2 separate regions of the Homo sapiens genome follow, and region 1 is linked to region 2. Evidence: read pairs that join two places in POLR2A ChIA-PET (ENCODE). Cell type or tissue: PC-9. All regions are shown on one strand. Region 1 holds the start of RNVU1-15 (RNA, variant U1 small nuclear 15). Region 2 holds the start of RNVU1-31 (RNA, variant U1 small nuclear 31).

The links. Peaks named below come from ENCODE experiments on the same cell type or tissue, not always from the same donor. Only the 100,000 strongest peaks of a DNase experiment are listed, where the experiment ranks them.
Region 1: POLR2A ChIA-PET joins it to region 2 with 10 read pairs; 2 of 35 experiments call an interaction of 5 or more read pairs at or near these places.

The regions. Positions count from the first base shown.
Region 1 is chr1:144,411,309-144,413,808 of GRCh38, reverse strand. RNVU1-15 (RNA, variant U1 small nuclear 15) reads right to left here and starts at 1,233; the gene lies at 1,069-1,233. RefSeq lists enhancers at 1-71, 72-759, 626-1,334 and silencers at 840-1,134, 959-1,308. In PC-9, no CTCF peak of the experiment used is centred here; DNase peaks (open chromatin) are centred at 631, 1,098 and 1,567; H3K4me3 peaks cover 1,584 bases; H3K27ac peaks cover 1,470 bases.
Region 2 is chr1:145,464,355-145,466,854 of GRCh38, reverse strand. It overlaps RNVU1-31 (RNA, variant U1 small nuclear 31), which reads left to right and starts at 1,075; the gene lies at 1,075-1,238. RefSeq lists enhancers at 636-1,177, 1,342-1,391 and a silencer at 1,002-1,181. In PC-9, no CTCF peak of the experiment used is centred here; a DNase peak (open chromatin) is centred at 1,304; H3K4me3 peaks cover 1,719 bases; H3K27ac peaks cover 1,846 bases.

The DNA.
Region 1 (2,500 bases), 1.1 Mb after region 2:
AGAGGCTGGACTCAGTTATTATAATTTTCAATTTTGTCAATAAAAACCGAATGGAAATTTGTTTTCTTACTTGTAGAAACCTCCTCACAAGACCTCCCATCTTACATTCCAGGGAGACTTAGCAGGGTATTCCGCCAAGACATAGGTTAGACTGCGGTTCTGATCTGCAGGCCTCGATGCCCTGCGCCGGGGCACCAGGGCACGGGCAAAGCCCTCCCCCTACACAAAGCAAGGGTGTTATGCCTACAACCGAACGGGGACACTAAGAGCCCCCAACATGCACGGTTTTCATTCCAAAGAAAACCACCAGTTCTGAGTACAACTTCCACCTGGCTCTATTAACTGAGTACACGTTTCCCCAGCACAGAAATCCTACAAACTCCCGTGAATGCTGTGGTGAAAAGCAGGAGCTGCCAGGGCAAGATGGATCGCACCTGCAATCCCAGCACTTCAGAAGGCTGGGCGGACCACTTGAGCCCAGGAGGTGGAGCCCAGCCTGAGCAGAATGGTGAAACTGCTACGAAAAAAGAAAAAGAAAGGAAAGAGAAAGAAAAGAAAATAAAAAAAAAAAGAGAAAAAACTAGCCGGGTGTGGTGGCGTGCGGTTGTCCTACTCGGGAGCCTGAGATGGGAAGATCGCGCCAGTTCTCCAGCCTGGACGGTACAGCGAGACTTGTCTTAGGGAGGGGGGGAAAAAACAACAAAAAAAACAGAGGCTAAGAGGTAACTCCGAGGATGACAGAAAACACCAGAGTTTTTAAGAGATGTTAGAAGCCCTGGGAGCACTGAACAAACCAGAAAGCTCCCGACCCTTGATCCCTGAGCTCCACCTAGCAAGTACCGCGGCAGCTAACCTGGGAGAACACCCCAACCAACAGAGACTGAAATTCGCCTCCCAAGAGAGTAAGTGGATAGTTCTAAGCTGTCCCCAAACATGGCCTCACAAAGGAAAACTAACCGTTGCGAACGGAAACAACTGACCGGACAGAACACAGCCACAAAACACGAGCCCGCACCCTGAGTTACAAAAACACTTACGGCTCACCTACTATTCGCACCACAGAAGCACCAGGGGAAAGCGCGAACGCAGTCCCCTACTATCACAAGTTATGCAGTCGAGTTCCTCACATTGGGGGAAAATGGCAGGGGTCAGTACACCCGGAACATAACGGATAAGCCTCGCCCTGAGAAAACCACCTTCGTGATCATGGTATCTCCCCCGCCAAGTAAGTATGAGCTTTTGCACCTCCGCCCCGCCACAGCCTCACACGCTTCACCCTTTACACGCACGGTCACTTGCCCCGCGCACGCCCCCCCCCCCCACCCCCCCCGCCCCCAGCCCTCCTAGCCCTGACACATAGCTGGGACTCTCAGGTCCGACCAGCGGTCCTGAACCCGCTCCCACGGCACGGGAACTCCTTAGTGGCGAAGCAGCAGCCCCTGCGCTGCCTCATCTACATAGAAATCGCCCTATCCGTGATGTCACCGACAGCGCCTTTCCCAGACACCGTCTGCTCTTCCGCCCCACCCTCCGCCGACTCAGCCGATCAACCCGCTGCCGGAGCTGGCGGAGGAAGTGACGTCTGTCTCTTTCTCCTTTTCCTCCTGCCATTGTCCTTTGGGGAGGTGCGCAGAGATCCCACGTCTGGTCTCCCCCTAAGACTGTGGTACTTGATCTGTGTCCTGCAGAGAACCCTTCTGGCGGCCAACAGGAAGCTTGTGCACCCTTCTTCAGATAATGTCTTTTAATGCGCAGACTTGAACGTTTAGGATTACAAGGAAAACCGGTTCCTTTCAAACCTGTTTATCTTTGTGATGTAGCATTCCGTTTCAAGTTGAAAGCCATTCAATGTCAGAGAGAAAACATATCTATGAAACCAGAGAGGCTGCTCAGATGGGTTGCAAACTAGCCATCCTTACTGGTTTTACCACTAGAAGTGTTACAAAGACAGTTGTCCAATTTTATGAATCTTGAAGGGTTTTTTGTTGTTGTTGTTATTTCAAATACAGTGTAATACAAAAATATGTGGCCCCCGCAGAGACGATTGGACACTCTCAGGCATGGTGATGGAGTTTGTCATCTCTTCCACGGCCATCTCAGAACCTTAGTGCTTACCTCATGTTAGTATTTTATATTCTCCAAAGACACAAAAATAATCCCAATTTGACAAAACAAACAAAAAAACATCTAGGGCATGTCTTATTTGAGGCGCTTAACAAATGACTGGATCATCTCCCTTGTATATAACCCAGAAAACACTGTGAAGTAGAGCAAAATTGGAAAGCCCAAGTCAAAGACCATTTGCAAATTTCAAGTAGATTCCAGTCTGTTGCTCAAATCACAAAACATGAAATGGAGGGGTCTCCCTTGGAGACCATAAAGTCTGTGACATGGTGGCCAGTTGGGTCACTGGAAAACATGGCAAAATATTGAAAATGAGGGATTAGGTGAGAGTGTAGCAACTGAACACTAAATGCTTGATCCAGGTGCCATTCCTGGA
Region 2 (2,500 bases):
CAGTGTGCTCTGCTGGGGCAGCATATTTGTACATTGCTGTATTTGAAAGAACCCTACAAGATTCCTGAAATTGGACCACCGTCCTTATAACACTACTAGTGGTAAAACAAGTAAGGATGGCTGGTTTGCAGTCATCTGAGCAGCCTCTCTAGTTTCATAGATATGGTTTCTCTGATATCGAACGGCTTCCAATTTCAAGTAGAATGCTACATCACAAGGATAATGATGTGAAGTGAACCAGTTTCTTGTGTAATCCTCCATGTTTTAGTCTGCGCATTACAAGCCATTATTTGAAGAAGGGTGGACAGGCTCCAGATTTCTGCCAAAGAGGTCCTCGGCAACACAGGCTAAGAACTGGCTTCTGGGCAGTCGTGATGGCTCACGCCTGTAATCTCAGCACTTTGGGAGGCCGAGGTCGGCGGATTACCTGAGGTCAGGAGTTCGAGATCAGCCTGGCCAACATGGTGAAACCCCGTCTCTACTAAAAACACAAAAATTAGCCGGGCTTGGTGGCGTGTGCCTGTAATCCCAGCTATGTGGAAGCCTGAGGCAGGAGAATCGCTTCAACCCGAGAGGCGGAGGTTGCAGGGAGCCGAGATCATGCGACTGCACTCCAGCCTGGGCGACAGAGCGAGACGGCGCAAAACAAAAAACAAACAAAAAACTACAACAGAAACACCCGCTTCTTTGGGGAAGACCATGGGCGGGGAAGAGAGGGAAAGGAGGCAGAGGCAGACATCACTGCCCCCGCAGGCTCTGGCACCATGTTGGTCGGCTGAGTGGCGGAGGGTGGGGCAGAAAAGCAGACCGGGACGAGGAAGGCGCTGTCGGTGACATCACGGATAGGGCGACTTCTATGTAGATGAGGCAGCGCAGGGGCTGCTGCTTCGCCACTGGCTGTTTCACCACGAAGGAGCTCCCGTGCCGTGGGAGCGGGTTCAGGACCGCTGGTCGGACCTGAGGGTCCCAGCTGTGTGTCAGGGCTAGGAAGGCTCGGGGGTGCGCGGGGCAAGTGACCATGTGTGTAAAGGGTGAGGTATATGGGGCTGTGACAGGGCAGAAGTGTGTGAAGTCATACTTACCTGGCAGGGGAGATACCATGATCACGAAGGTGGTTTTCCCTGGGCGAGGCTTATCCATTGCACTCCGGATGTGCTGACCCCTGCGATTTCCCCAAATGTGGGAAACTTGACTGCATAATTTGTGGTAGTGGGGGACTGCGTTCGCGCTTTCCCCTGAATTTTTGTAATGAAAAAATAGACGGCAAGGGTTATTCTTAAAACTGCAGTTTTGTAGCTTGGGTGGCATGTTAAGTGTTCTCCTTACAGTCGCAACGATGGGAAACAGAAAGTAACGTGTTATCCTCTCCGCCGCCGTGAGCTCTTTTAACACTAGCTAAGTGGCCGCAGGGCTCTTCTCTTTCCTTTCCACTTGGGGCTGCTTTTTGCAGATCGCTTCATAGTCTCCAGTCTTTTGGGTTCTCATGCTCTGTGAAAACCTTCGTGTTTTTTCATAGCCCCCAGAGTCACCCTTCACACAGCCTCTGCTTCTAACCGCAGCCTCCGCAGGAGTTTGTAGGATGTCTGTGCTAGCGGGGAATGTGTTCTCACCTCCTAGAGCCAGGGAAGAAACTACGCAGTCGGGTGCTGTTCTTTGGGATGAAAGCAGGGTCCCCGTTCGGTTGTTAACATAACACGCTTGCTTTCTGTAGGGGAAGGGAGGTCTCTCCCGGCGCCCAGGTGCCCTTGCTCATGTTCACCGAGGCCTGCAGGTCAGAACCGCAGTCTCACCTGTCGCCAGAATGTGCTGCGATCTACCCCAACTACCCGAACTACCCAGCAATAAAATAGGACACATTACGGAAACATGAAATAGCGTGGATCATCTCAAAAACATTATGCCGAGTGATGAAAAGAGTGCACCCTGTGTGGCGGCATCAAGGTGAATTTCTACAACAGTTAAAACTAACCTGTATAGTGACAGAAACTACATCATTGACTGCTGGCCTCAGGGGGAGGGCGGAACTGACTGCAAAGGGCACAAGAGGACCTTTTAGAGTAATAGACACGTCATCAAACTTGAAATGGATGCATTGTACCAAAGTCAACTCACACCTTAATCAACCTGATTGTAAAAAGGAATAAGAAAACCACTCCAAATCTTAATGTCTTCTACTTAATTTAGTGTACGTTTATCCTTAGAAGATTCCTTTAGAAAAATATCTCTCTAACTGTAATCGGGAGTTGAGGAATTCCTTCGTTTCTGTTTCTGTCTCTTTGTCTGCAGTTAAGTTCATGCACTATTAAATGGAATGTTTGTAAAATAAAAATAGAGTCTCAGCTAAATTTTATAAAGGCATACATATATGCGTCTTTATTATTTTATTATTTTTTCAGGTATATATATCCTTCTTTATTATTTTTTCTTCCTTTTTCTTTTAGGGACAGTCTAGCTAAAATATACATTCTTCTCCCTGTAGATGTACCACAAGACTGTAACT